Linked DNA regions of Mus musculus: regions 1 and 3 are each linked to region 2. A link is a loop called in an ENCODE intact Hi-C map of the cell type or tissue named here. Cell type or tissue: gastrocnemius. All regions are shown on one strand.

Evidence for each region. A loop is a pair of places that touch in the nucleus more often than their neighbours do. Peaks named below come from ENCODE experiments on the same cell type or tissue, not always from the same donor. Only the 100,000 strongest peaks of a DNase experiment are listed, where the experiment ranks them.
Region 1: it touches region 2 in a loop (2.6-fold over the local background); 12 of 42 quality-filtered maps call a loop at or near these places.
Region 3: a loop joins it to region 2, with 3 times the contacts of the local background. A loop is called at or near these places in 17 of 42 quality-filtered maps.

Annotation. Positions count from the first base shown.
Region 1 is chr2:12,386,715-12,391,714 of GRCm38, forward strand. The region is part of intron 8 of Mindy3 (MINDY lysine 48 deubiquitinase 3); the gene reads right to left. Among named protein-coding and RNA genes, the nearest start is that of Mindy3, 30 kb to the right of the region's middle. In gastrocnemius, a CTCF peak has its summit at 2,527; a DNase peak (open chromatin) is centred at 2,513.
Region 2 is chr2:12,298,894-12,303,893 of GRCm38, forward strand. Itga8 (integrin alpha 8) reads right to left here and starts at 3,051. Exons shown (of 30, transcript NM_001001309.3): 1 at 2,684-3,051; 2 at 1,945-2,078. The coding sequence starts at 2,889. E030013I19Rik (RIKEN cDNA E030013I19 gene) reads left to right here and starts at 2,353. Exons shown (of 2, transcript NR_040353.1): 1 at 2,353-2,696. In gastrocnemius, a CTCF peak has its summit at 3,122 (motif pointing left); a DNase peak (open chromatin) is centred at 3,105; H3K4me3 peaks cover 1,932 bases; H3K27ac peaks cover 607 bases.
Region 3 is chr2:12,158,201-12,163,200 of GRCm38, forward strand. It overlaps Itga8 (integrin alpha 8), which reads right to left. Exons shown (of 30, transcript NM_001001309.3): 24 at 2,122-2,227. Among named protein-coding and RNA genes, the nearest start is that of E030013I19Rik, 140 kb to the right of the region's middle. In gastrocnemius, a CTCF peak has its summit at 2,490 (motif pointing right); a DNase peak (open chromatin) is centred at 2,482.

The DNA.
Region 1 (5,000 bases), 88 kb after region 2:
AACCAAATTCAACACTGCATTAGTATATGTAAGTCTGAGTCATGTGTGTGCATATATATATGTGCATAAATATATTTATATTCAAACCATGGCAAAATGTTTCTTTCACCTAAAACTATCTTTAAACCTCTGCACGTATTTACTAAGATGTCAAATCAATGATAGTATGTTCCTGGTCCTTGTTATGCTGTGTTTGGTTGATGTCCCTGGGAGTCCTGCTCTTTTCTGAGGGAAAGTGGATGGGGACGTGGATCTGATGGAAAGGGGAGTTGAAGGGGAGAGATTGAAGGGGTAGGGAAGGAGAGGAAACTGTGGTTGGGATGTAGTAAATAAAACAATAAAAAAGTTAAATCAAATAATCATGTTATCACTATTTATTATAAAATGATACCAGGTAGCTTTGTACTGGGTAAATGTAATGGTTCAAATGTAGATTAAAACTATTTATAAAAGTATTTAATGTTAATTTTTTAGTTAAGAAAAAAATCACTTGGTAACCCAAAGACACACACACACATACACACACACACACACACACACACACACACACACACACACAAATACACACACACACTCATATTCACATGTGTGTGTGTATATATATGTATATGTGTGTGGACATACATACACATATACAAACATATATACATACACACACATATGTGTATGTATGTATGTATGTATGTGTGTATATATATATATATATACACACACATATATATGTATAGTATATATAGATATCTATATATGTCTATATATATATGTATAGGATATATATATATATCCACATACACACACACACACACACACACATGTGTCTCTCTCTCTCTCTATATATATATATATGTATAGGACATGGATATATATATATATATATATATATATATATATCCACGTAATATATATATCCACGTATACACACACACACACACACACACACACCTCCATAAAAAGAGGTAACTTGACTGACCCTTATTTTCTAAAAAAAAAGAGCTTGCTTGTTAAATCATAAGTATTAGTATTTATTATGGGATAATGGTGACCATAACTAAATAGCACTTAAAACATAATTTTTGCTTCTTTCTTTCTTCTTCCTTCCTTTTTCTCGCTCTCTTCCTTCCTTTTTGTTTGTTTTTTTTTTCTTTGTATTTTTGTTTGTTGTTTTTAAACACAGGGTTTTTCTGTGTAGTCCCAGCTGTTCTCAAACTTGCTCTGTAGAACAGTCTGGCCTCAAACTCAGAGATCCATTTGTCTCTTTCTTCCCAAGTGCTGGGACTAAAGGTGTACACCACCACTGTCTGGCAAAACATGGATACTTCAAGCTACTCCTTTCTATTCTAAGTGAAAGCAGCCAGTGTGCTTAAGGCTGTGAAACAGTGATGACTAAGACATAGTCTCTGCCTTATAAAGAGCTGACGAAGGGCAAAGAGAAATGATACAAGCTCTCTACATATGTACATACACACACTCACACAGAGTAGAGTGTGGCAGAACATGTTTCCATGTCAGGGAAGAATGGCAACATCTGAATTTAATCTGATGGTATATGTAGAAAATTCTAAGACCAGAGAAGACAAGAAGAAAAATGTAAACCCAAAGATAAGAAAGAATGAAAATTAACATACTCAGGTAAGGAATGAAAATCTGCCTGAGATTCCTGGTTTTTCAACATGGGGCTTTACAGTGTTGCACAGGACAGCTCCAAACCCTTGACTTCAAGGGTCCTTTCACCTTAGGCTCCTCTGTACCTGGAACCACAGGTGTGTGACACCACATTCAGTTCCTTAAACCCATAACCATGGCAAACACGATAAACAGTGATTAACTGGAAGGAAGACTTCAAGAAAGATATTCTGGATTTGTGTGAAGGCTGAGCATGACTTCACTTTTATGCAAACTGTGACTGAGCTACTTTGGGGACTTCTAACTGGAGACAAGCAGCTGGCAGTAGAGCTCAGAAGCACAGGCTGGGCCAGCCTGGTGAACACTAATGGGCCACCAGCAGAAGGCTAGACTCACTGACGTAAGGTCAAGCAAGTAGTAACCCTGCAGCTGACGCAGCACAGTAGGTTCTGATACAGACACTACGCACTCACAGGCTGGCACTCACCTGGGCTGGCAGGAAGGCTTTCCGTATACTGACACTTAAAGCTAATGTAAGTAGTAAGTAAGTAAGTAGGACCATAAACATAGATTAAAAAGCTTTTCTCAATTCAACTTCAAATATGAAAAACATTACTATCACAAGTATATCTACTATCTACAAGGAAAACCTCTTTGGAATTGTCCATAAACTTTAGGAGGATTAATAGTATAAAATAAAAACATTTGAGTCCTTGGGTTGCAGCCACCAGGGTTTAGGAGTACAGCAAATAGCAGATAGGGTAGAAATGATATTCTATGGTTAGCAAACAGCCTGTTTCCTTTCCTCTAAACTGTGAGCAGAGGCAAATCTTCCTGTTAAAGAAAAGCACATTATGTTGAGAACCAGGGTCCACAGTCTAAAATGCATTACCACCACCTAGTGTTACAGCCAGATATTACACCATGGATTTCCATGGGGTTAGTCAAGTGTCTACAATGGTTGGTTTAAAATATCATGCTACTAAATACAGAAAATTAGACCTCCATCTATCTTAGTGATGAAGTATTCAGATCTGGTGGAGAATCACATGCTCATATCTGGCTTAGATATTACTTTTACTACGAGCTGCCTCAGAATACTATGTAGCTGAAGATGGTGGCCCTTGAACTCCTGATCTTCTACTTCTTCCACATGGAGAATACTACTATGACTAGCACTGGATGATAATATTTCAAAATGCATTATTCTCATACCCTCAAGCAGAATATAAACTTAATATTATTATCATCTTAGATTAAGCACAACAGTAAAACTAAATCTAATAATTTTTATACCAAGTTGTGAAACAATATTTTCATATCATTTACAGAACTTACTTACATTGGATTTTCTTTAAAAGTCTCAGTCTTTACTTTTTGCTTACAAGAAATTGGCAATTTTATGACTATCTTGCCATTGCCTATATTATCTCATAACAGAGAAATGAAGAGTATCCAAATTTCCAATTGAATTTTCAAACTACTGGTTTGATTTTTTTTGTTGTTTATTTGTTTTTTTTTTGTCTTTTTGTTTGTTTGTTTGGTTTGGTTTGGTTTTGGTTTTTCGAGACAGGGTTGCTCTGTGTAGTCCTGGCTGTCCCGGAACTCACTTTGTAGATCAGGCTGACCTCGAACTCAGAAATCTGCCTGCTTCTGCCTTGCCTCCCAAGTGCTGGGATTAAAGGCGTGCGCCACCACGCCCGGCTACTATTTAGTTTGATGGCAAAGAAATAAAACTTTTTTTTTTACCAAAAGGTAATATACAATTTTATCTATAATTCAAAATAAACGTTGTATATATACTATACAACATAACCTGAAATATTCATCTTTTTCAAAAAACCAGGAGAAAAGAGAAAGAGAGAGAAAGAAATATCACCTAAGCCAGATACTTGAGCGTGGTTCTTGACCAGATCTGTGCACTTCATCACCAAGACAGATGGAGCCTCATTTCCTGAATTTAGTAGCATATTTTAAATGGATCATTGTAGATATTTGAAAACTTTTTGCCTCATATACATATTTGAGAGACGACAATACTTAGTCTATTCTCGGTAGTTTTCAAGTAGAGACTAGTCATTACCTACAGTCAGTTTTACAATAGACTTCTTAAACTTGTTACTTTTTACTGAAATTTTCCTCCAAGGCCACACCAACTCCAACAAGGCCACAGCTCCTAATCCTTCTACTCCCTCTCAAACCGTTCACCAGCTGGTAGCTAAACAAGCTAATCTCTGAGCCTGAGGGTCATCCTCACTTAAACTATCATGTAAGCCAACCTGATTTGGACTGTTCCTTAGTTAACCAAAGTTGTCTCTTCCTAGGTGAGGCTAGGTTGTGTCAAGCTGACAATAAAAACTAACCAGCATATCATTTACATTTATATTCTGGATGTTGTTTGAAATATACAATCCTGTTCAAGTTAAGCATACATGCACACTTACACTACAGAATGACCGATTATCTCAAATGTGGATTTAACTAGGATACTAACTTTACCTAACAATCTGGCTCTAGCTAATGTGTTGTAGAAGTAGTACAATTTCAGGACAGCAGCATTTCTGATTTACTAGTTCTGATAAATCATAATTTAAAATGATATTACTTAGTTATAGAAATGATCATATTCCTTAGAGTTTACATTTCCATATTTTCCACTTATCTTTAAGCTAATGACCATCAACTATTGCTTACAATGAATCATCAAATAAATGTATAAAAATGATGAATGGACAAGACATAAGAAAATATTAGACATTTGAAGAAAATACTAGAAAGTATTAGTTTTATCTGGGGAGTTGATATGGGGGAAGAGCAACCAAATCCTAACTGACAAAAAAGTTCAAATGATTGAATATTATAGAAGTGAAACCCTTGGGAAGAAAAGATATCACTAAACAAAATTTACTTAAGAAAAGGTTGGGATAGGGGGTGGGGGGGTGGGTATGGGGGACTTTTGGGATAGCATTGGAAGTGTAAACGAGGGAAATACCTAATAAAAAGAGAGAGAGAGAGAAAAAAAAAAAAAAAGAAAAGGTTGGGAGAGATGCCCTGAATTGTAAAGAACTAAAGGACTTCCAGAGCCTCAGACACTGTGGTAAGCCAGCCCTCCGCCTACAACAGCAGATGATGAGCAGAGGCAGTTCCCAGAGGACAGCACAGCTGCAGGCTTACACGTGAGCAAAGGCCTGAGCTCAGGTTCATTAGGACGCAGAACAAATGTCAATTAGAATGTGTAATCCCTTGTCAAAAGCTGACTAACTTTTAAAGATGGACAGTGTTCAGTCATCACCAGGATACAGAGAAAACACAAGTCTACAGTCAGAAAGATATATTGATATTTTAGGGACAAAGTTGCCATAAATTGTTAAACAGAT
Region 2 (5,000 bases):
ATCATTTAAATGCTTCCTTTCTTGAATGTAAATTAAAATAGTACAATACCTTGTATCTTTCTGTTTCAAGGTTTGGATTTAAATTACCTTTGAAAAAGATAGATTAGTGGCTGGAGGGAGGGCTACGTACTTGCGATACCTTGCTATTCTTCCAAAGGATGGGAGTTCAGTTCCCAGCCCCTACATCATGTGATCCAACACATGCTTCTTGCTTCCATGGACACCATACATATGTACCAAACATAAGCGGATGCACACAGAGATAAATACAAATAAAGCTTACAAGACTTATTTGCTCGGATAATTAAAGTGGTATTGATTTCATGCTTATATGATCAAACCTTAGATGCAGTCTTGGTGTGTGCTTGTGTGCGTGGTATATGGATGTGTGCACACATGTGTGCAGATGTGCTTGCCCAAGTAGCATCTGTGGAAGCCAGAGTTTGAGGCTATATTCTTCCTGATCACTATTGCCTTATTGTTTGAAGCGGGGCCACTCATCGAACCTAAAGATCACTGTTGTTTTAGCTAAGATCAGGTGACTAGAAAGTGCCTTAAAGGCTCTTGTCTACCAGTCCCCCTGTGCTGAGGTCACAAGCACACGCCGTGGCCTAGCTTTGACATGGAACTGTGGATTGTAGCCAGCTCTTTCCCCACTGAGCACCCCCCTGCACCACCACCACCACCACCACCACCCCCGTCCCAGGAACTTATTCTGATGTAGAGATCAGTAAGGATCAAAACGCCACTGTTTTATTCACAAACGATTTAAAAGTTCCAGTTGCTAAATGTGAATGTAAATAAAGTAAAGCCTTATAAATCTGTTTTCAAATAACTGAACCATTAATAAAATAACAAACAAGATAGTATGACAATGGATGGGCATGGAAATATAAATTCAAAATGTTTTTTATGAAATGTTTTTCTAATTGGGTCATAATTCAAGGTAAAGATTGCATAATTTTTCTTCAAAATGATTTCCATATTGATAGTCCCTCTCAACAGAAATGACACAGATTAACGTCATGGGTACATACCACCCAATCAATTTTTTCAAAATTCTGTGAAAATGCACATTTACATAAATCCTAGATGCATAAGTTAGATAACCACAGGACCACAGGGAAAGTAAGAACAATGTCCTAAAGTATGACGTGTACAAGGAATCTTAATTTATTGCCCATCACGCCGTCATTTGACCTGACATATTTGCATCTTTGAAAAAAAAGAGGGTATTCTCTAATAATATATGTTATTTGAATGCTAACATTTGGGTGCTACAAGCTAAAACACCGAGTGATGGTGTTTTCAAAACACCCCTTTTAAATTATTTTCTTAGGATCCAAGTTAAAAACAGCAGATGAAATGGTATTTTCCCTTTAATTAAATAAGAAACATCTGTCTGGGGGATTTTTGGAAATGAATATAATCCATCCACACTCTGCCTGTAGTATTTTGCATCTAATGTCCAGTATTTTGAAAGAAAATTCTTTCTGTAAAGAATTAGAATGTCAAGCACCCCAGGTTGCAGTCTGGATCTACTACAGGGCAAGTCTCACCTCCGGACTTGGGAACTAGAGAATTACAAATACTCCAAGCGAGTCCTTTATCAGTCTCCACCTCTATATTTGAGGACCAACCCGATTCTCTATAGTGTAGGTTATTTTGTAACTCTGGCCGGCCTCGAACTCACAGACACCAGCCTGCCTCTGCCAACCAAGTATTAAGCCTGTGCTCCCCTCCCCTCACAGCTGTGGGTTTCTACTGGTCCCAAGCACCTCCTCCCCTAGTGTTCACCTCTGAACAGTAGGGAAACGGATGTTACCAGATGCATCCAAACACTCAGATTTACATTAGGAGGGGGGGAAAGAACACTAAATTGCCGCGAGGAATGGCTCTGGTTCTTTTCAACCAGGGGCCACACTACAGGTTAGCATCACTTACTGGTGGTGTCAAACGGTATCTGCTTGCACTGTGCAGACCTCTCTGAGGGCCAGGGACAGTAGTAGACAGCTCCCCCTTCTACGATATCCGGCTGGCTAGTGTTGGCTTTGGGTGCCCCCACTAAGACACTGGCTCTGCAAAGAGATTGGAGAAAGTCACTCCTCTGGGAACATTTACCCGTGTGCCCAGTCTGTAGAAGCATGCCCACCGGACTGCGGCAGCAGCGGCAGGCACAAACAGGTTTATTGTGGAAAGACTGCCAAACTTGATTTCCTCTTTGGAAGCCTATGAGCACCAGAAACCTGGTTTTGGAAGAGGCTGCTAATGGTTCTGCCTGTCTAGGTGGAGGTAGGTGGAGACTGTGATGGGGAAGGCAGATCCCAACTGTCTGCAACCTAAGGCGCTATGAGATTCCGTAGGAACAGACTGCGCGGTCCTTATTTTAAAACTGACCTGAGTCTGTCCCGCCCCACTCTCTCCTTTGTATAATGCTCTTGTCTTTGAATCCGAACTTATATACCAGTGGAGCATCTCCAATCCCAGATTCATGGGCACATCTATTTAGCATAAGTCAGGAGGAAAGATGTTGGTAGCAGGCAAAGAGCAGAATCCGACCCGGAGTGGGCAGTTGCCTGAAATATCAGACATCCTTTCCTCCTGGCTGCGGAGACCTCTGAGAGACAGAGACAGGACCTGGAATCGCGCGCCACCAAGCCACCAACCCAACCCAGCAACTTACGTGCGCGCATCAGGTATGTAGAAGTCCAGTGAGTAGCCGAAGTAGCTGCCCTCGGGGCCACTGTACACAGTGAGCTTGTCCACATCCAAGTTGAACGCCAGACACGCAGGGGACCACAGCATCCCCAGCGCGGCCGAGACGCAACAGAGACGCGCGAACGGAGGTGCCCGGTTCCCCGGGGGACCACAGTGGGTTCCCGCAGACATCGCCCTCCTTCCCGAACGCTGTTCACCCGGGATCGGGAGCCGTGGAGCCCAGAGGAGAAGGCCTGACGCTCCCCAGAGGCCGGTGTCCCGGGTCGGTGAGCTAGGAGCGTCCACAGTGACAGTCCTCTCGCCCTGTGCGGCCCGCCGACCCCGCTGCTCTGGGCTTGCAGCAGCGGATCCCGCGCTCGACCCTCTCCAGCCCCTGGCTGGGGCCGGCGCGCTCTTCGCGCCCTCTAGCGGCTAGTTCTCAGGCTGCAGGACGGAGCTTGCGGTCTAGGACCGGGCAAGTGCCTGTTGAGCCCGCTAGATTTCGAGTCTCTAGTTTAAGGACCATCTAAATTTTATGGATGTCACCTCAAGTCATTGTTTTGGAGAAGCGGTGTTCCATATGCGGCGAGAATTTAATGATTTCCCAATATTGCGCAGCTCGGATACAAGCATACAAAAGAGTATACCAACTCCAGAAAAGAGTGGTTATATGGCTGTCACCTCTACCTTTGAGGGTAAATCAGTTTCTTCCTCAGTAAATGGGATTTGATAATGGAATGTAAGAACCCTCTTCCTCTCCTATTCCGCTGACATACTAATACAAAAATCCTGTAGGTTTTCTCAGTCTTTCTCAAGGGCATCTCTGGCACATTGTATGATTTGGTATAAACCTCTATCCTATGAGGTTGTGATGAAGGACTGCAAAGTCAGAAATGCTGCAGTTAACAGTTTTCAAAAGCAGGGCTTGGGAGTGAAAGTTTGAGACAACAGGATCTCTTCCTCACCAGTACTAGTTGTTGATCTTTCGAGGAGCCCGAAGGTGAAGGGAGCAGACTAGAACTGTGTGTATAAATGGTTTTTTATAAATACAAACTTTTCAGGACATAGATTGGTGATAAAAAAAACAACATGACTCTGAGGTCACACAGAATTTAAGTGTAGGCAAAGAAGTGTGGGACATGGTGACACATACCTGAAATCCCAACACTGTTTTGTTTGGGGGCAGGGGCTGTAATAAGAGGATCTTTTGTTGGACAGCCTGGGCTAACCTAACAAGTTCAAGACTAGCCTGAGAAGGCTGTGTTAAATATATATATATATATATATATATATATATATATATATATATATACACACACACACGTGTGTGTGTGTGTGAGAGAGAGACAGAGACAGAGACAGAGACAGAGAGACAGAGAGAGAGACAGAGAAGGGGCAAGCTGTTTCTGGGTAATTTCAGGAAAGTTGGAAACAAATTTAGATGTAGACAAGAATTTGAATAGGAGACTTAGATTTGGACCTCCCGGAAGCAGATGAGGGAAACACTGAAGGCACTAATCTCCTAGCATTAGATGACCATGTACAAGATCGTAGTGAAAAGGAGTATCCAAGGAGTGGTCTGAAATAGGGCTGGATGGATCCTGAGACCAGGGATCCAGGCAAAAGTAGCCAAAGCAGAAATATGATAGGCACCAGAGATTCAAATGTCCAGTGGCAAGTCATCTGAATAAAAAGAAAGCAGGGATGGACAAGGGAATCCCAACCTGGTTGACAAGACAAAAGGAGAAAAGGGCCATGAAAGTTAAGGAAAAGGCTGAGATTGGGGGAGGATGCACAGCAGAAAGGATCTAAGCTGAGTCTTAAGTTACCTACTTAGGAGAAAATAAGTGAAGTGAGTGGATGAATAAGATGCCAACTTACTCATCTAAGAATAATTAGTACCACTTCCTACAACTGGGGGACCCATCAGAAGGTTGATACAATTTGAGTAGACTAGACAAAAATCTCAGCCTACTAGGAAAAAAAAAATGGTTTCTCATCCATTTTCCTTCATAACCCACTCTGTAGAGTAATTTCAATTTTGTGTTTCTACTTGTCCCTATTTAAAAATCAAAACAAGCAGTCTGTCACAAGGCTCCCTGTCAAGCCATCACATCATCATTTCCTAATTACATTGCCCAATACGAGGCATAAGAGCTTACAAGTAGGTGGTAGACCAGTTGACTGGTTTTCCTTCTCTATCCTAAAGTCAATTTGTGCTGGACACAGAGTTTGCCACTTTGATTAAGATATTGCTAAGAATAAAAGTCAAACTCCCCACATGAGCTTGAATGAGTAATTCA
Region 3 (5,000 bases), 140 kb before region 2:
CATTCTGCTATTTCCATAGCTCAGTGCCTTGCTCAGACATGTTCAGAGAAACTTTTCCTGCACTAAATGGGAACAAATACAGAGACCACAGGCAGATAATATGCAGAGTGAGACACCTTGGAACACTCAGTCCTAAACGAAATGTTTCTCTCCATCAATTCCCTCTCCCCCAACGCTCAGGGAACTCTAAAAAGGAGGAGGCAGAGTTAAAAGAGCCAGGGGAATGGAGGGCACCAAGGAAACAAGAGCTTCCAGACACAGCAGGGTCGGCACACACATGGGCTCACAGAGACTGTGGCAGCATTCAGCCTTGCCAGGTGGGATCCCAGTGCTGAGAGAGGAAGCGGACACAAGCCCCCACCTCTAACCCAGAAGCTATCTCCAATAGAGAACCACTTGCAAATAAAAGCACAGTTTTCTCCAACAGAGTCTCATTGGGTATAGCAACCACTCTTAAGGTCAGATCCCATGCCCAGCAGTAGGTGGGTAACACAGTGGAACTTTAAGGTTTGTCTTACAATACTTTGTCAGGGCTTCTGTTTGTTTCCCTTAAAGGCCCTTTGTGTATATACTATGGTTTCTGGGTTTGTGTTTTTATGGGTTTTCTGCATGTGCAAATGTATCCATGTCTCTGAGGCTATCTGTGTTTTCTTGAGCTTTGTCCTTGGCTCTTTTGCTTCTGTTTACTTGTTTGGTTTCTTAACCTAATTTAATATTTTTAAATGCCTGCTGGTATCTTAATGAGAGAGAGAAATAAAGGGTGTGGATACTGGTGAGTGGGGAAGTGGAGAGGAACTGGGAGGAGTTGGGGGAATCATAATCAAAATTATATATATATATATATACATATATATACATATATATAAAATCTATTTTCAGTAAGAAGAGAAAGAAAGAGAGAGAGAGAGAGAGAGAGAGAGAGAGAGAGAGAGAGAGAGAGAGAGAGAGAGAAAGAAAGAGAAAGAGTAATACCATGAGGTCCATACCATGAGGTAATAGACAATGAATGGAAAAGGATCTCAATCAAACAGTCTCTTAGAACTTTATATCTATCTATCTATCTATCTATCTATCTATCTATCTATCTACCTATCTATCTATAAATCTATATCTATCTATACTATATATTTTATTTTATGCTGGGTTTTCTGAAAATGAATTGCTACAGGGCTGGTGGCATTGACTTTAAAGAAAAACCTAAATAAACACTAAATTGAGCCTTGACTATTTGTTCATTTTTTTCATTAAAAGCTTAAGTATTTTAGGTAATGTCAATAAATCATTCCACTATTTCCAGTTTAACACTTTGTGTGGGAAGAGAACCTCCAGCTCTTTCTGTGGTTTGCTGTTTGCCTCTGAAGAGAGTTTACCAATCCACAGAGCATTTCAGATCTTGGGATAAATTATTCATTTCCTATTTCACTTACACAAGTAAAAAGTATAATTATGCTGTCATGTTCTTCCTCATAAATTATTTCTATATTTTGGTACAGTAATAAATAATTCATTCATAAAGTATTCGAATAGTACCTTATATATACTATTTTAGTTTATAAATACATAAGTATCTAAAAATGTGAGCCGAAAAGAAAAGAAATACAACCAAAGGAGCTAGTTTTTATTTTAATGTATAGGTTGCCCAAATATTATGTGGAAAACAGACAAACTATTTTTAAAATATCACTTAATAAGAGAAGACTGTCACTCTTACCCCTGAGGACTGAGTGTCCATGATTATGGTTATAAATAACCATTGGCAGCCATTGAAAAATGGTACCATAATAGCACAAATTACAAAGGTTGGACCTAAGGTTCTATGAATTTCTTATTAGTAAAAGGTATATGAATAAAACCTCAAAAATTAATATAAGGTATAGTACCTTGAGCTGAAAAGATGGATCATCAGTTAAGAGCATTGGTCACTCTTCCAGAGGCTCTGAGTTCAGTTCCCAGAGCCCATGAGGCAGTTTACAACCATCTGTAACTCCAGTTCCAGAGAATCAGATTTCCCTCTCTAGCTTTGACAGGCACTAGGTACACATAAGGTGCACAGAACTATGTTCAGGAAAAACTCTCAAACACATAAATTAATCATATAACAATTTAAAAAGAAGTGGATACCTCATAAATATGCTCAACCAAAGGACCGACTTCCTCCTCTTTGTGTGGCTTCTTTTCTGGTTCCCAGTTGTGGATGGGCAGAACAATCTGCGGAGGGTGGGACACTCTGTAATATGAAATATTAGGTTAATTACTGATGAGGGCCCACTAAGGATGTCTGTTGCTATTAATATATGCAACTGGTTTCATATATTACACTGATTTCAAAGGAAGCAAGTTGAAGTTATCTAAAGATATATATAACACATGGTACGACACTGTCAGTAAGGCTGGGTGAAATGATGGAGTGAAGAGTGGAGACGCAGAAGCTCTGCAGTTTTAGTTACTGGTCTATTCTACAGCCACTGTTTTACAGTCTTGCACATCTTGGACACTAGGGGGCAGAGTAGAGAGCATTCTTGAATGGGCATAAACAGTTGAATGCACATACACCTATGTGCATTCATAAAGCCTGCTACTTATTCTTTTTGTAAATATGTGTATGTACCTCTGTGTTGTGTGTTGGTGTATAAATACATCTAGGATCCCGTGAGTTCTATTCAATCTCCAGTTTGGAAAAAGTAGTTTCTGGTTAAAGCTGCCTGCAAAGAACAGCAGCTACTCTGTGTATGTTCCTTCTTTCTAGATTCACTGCAGGGAGCAGAGCCAGAATCAAACCCGGAAAGGGTCAAGTATGACGGAGGCATAGAATTGTTTTATAGAAAGTTCAAGGGGCAAGAGAGGTGGAGCTAAAGTGTTGCCATCATCTAAGTATGAAATTAACTTGACATTTGCAGTAAACACATAGACATACATTTTGCAGTGAACACATAGACATACATTAATTTGTGGCCTCATGTGTGCATGTATGTGTGGCACATGCATGTGCACACGTGTTTTCATATGTACTCCTCTCTCGTGGAGGAAGTGGAGGCCTGAGCTTGATGCTGAGATGTGTTCTTCAGTCACTTCGGCACCTTGTATTCCTTGCAGGACAGCTTGCTGACCTTTGCATTCCCTGCTTTGGTTATGCTGGGCTGGACATGCAGGGAGCCTCAGGAACCCCAGTCTCTGGCATTCTGTGCTGGGGCTACAGTGGCTTACACAAAAAGCTTTTTCCATGCACTGTGAGGACCCCAGTGCAGGTCCTCATTCTTGCACAGCACTTACTCCAAGCCATTCCCCAGCCCCCATACTAGAATGTGAAAGTTTTCTTTACGGCATTCTAGAAATTTATTATTGTAAAAGAATCCCTCAATATTTTGTTAGAATTAATTTCCACAGAATGTATCCTTATGTGGGTTTAAAATGCTACTTTAGACAACTGGGGACAGCTTCTGGGACAAGCGGAGGCACAGAGCTGCTGAGGTAGCACCCTTTGCGGGCCGCAGACAGACAGCCACCATCCGGACCAGAGGACAGATGTCCGCCTGGCTCCGAAGGCCTCAGCCTCAGGAGCAGAGAGCACCATCTTGGTTCCGGGACTCCACCGAACTTAGGAATTTAGTCTGCACAGGTGAGAGTCTGCACCACAGAAGCTGACAGCTTCTGGGACCTGCCAAAGCAACACAGCTTCTGAGAAAGGTCCTGTTTTGGGCCTTCTTCTTCGGCCAGGAGGAGGTCCAAACACAAGATATCTGCGCACCTTCCCTGTAAGAGAGCTTGCCAGCAGAGAGTGCTCTGAGCACTGAAACTCAGAGGAGAGAATCTGTCTCCCAGGTCTGCTGATAGACGGTAACAGAATCACCAGAAGAACAATCTCTAAACAGAGTCAACTATAACAACTAACTCCAGAGATTACCAGATGGCGAAAGGTAAACGTAGGAATCTTACTAGCAGGAACCAAGACCACTCACCATCATCAGAACCCAGCACTCCCACTTCGCCCAGTCCAGGGCACCCCAACACACCCAAAAACCTAGACCCAGATTTAAAAGCATATCTCATGATGATGGTAGAGGACATCAAGAAGGACTTTAATTACTCACTTAAAGAAATACAGGAGAACACTGCTAAAGAGTTACAAGTCCTTAAAGAAAAACAGGAAAACACAATCAAACAGGTAGAAGTCCTTACAGAAAAAGAGGAAAAAACATACAAACAGGTGATGGAAATGAACAAAACCATACTAGACCTAAAAAGGGAAGTAGACACAATAAAGAAAACTCAAAGTGAGGCAACACTGGAGATAGAAACCCTAGGAAAGAAATCTGGAACCATAGATTCGAGCATCAGCAACAGAATACAAGAGATGGAAGAGAGAATCTCAAGTGCAGAGGATTCCATAGAGAACATTGGCACAACAATCAAAGAAAATGGAAAATGCAAAAAGATCCTAACTCAAAATATTCAGGAAATCCAGGACACAATGAGAAGACCAAACCTACAGATAATAGGAGTGGATGAGAATGAAGATTTTCAACTCAAAGAACCAGCAAACATCGTCAAAAAAATTATTGAAGAAAACTTTCCAAATCTAAAGAAAGAGATGCCCATGAACATACAAGAAGCCTACAGAACTCCAAATAGACTGGACCAGAAAAGAAATTCCTCCCGACACATAATAATCAGAACAACAAATGCACTAAATAAAGATAGAATACTAAAAGCAGTAAGGGAAAAAGGTCAAGTAACATATAAAGGCAAGCCTATCAGAATTACACCAGATTTTTCACCAGAGACTATGAAAGCCAGAAGAGCCTGGACAGATGTTATACAGACACTAAGAGAACACAAAGGCCAGCCCAGGCTACTATACCCAGCCAAACTCTCAATTACCATAGATGGGGAAACCAAAGTATTCCACGACAAAACCAAATTCACACATTATCTCTCCACGAATCCAGCCCTTCAAAGGATAATAACAGAAAAAAACCAATACAAGAACGGGAACAACGCCC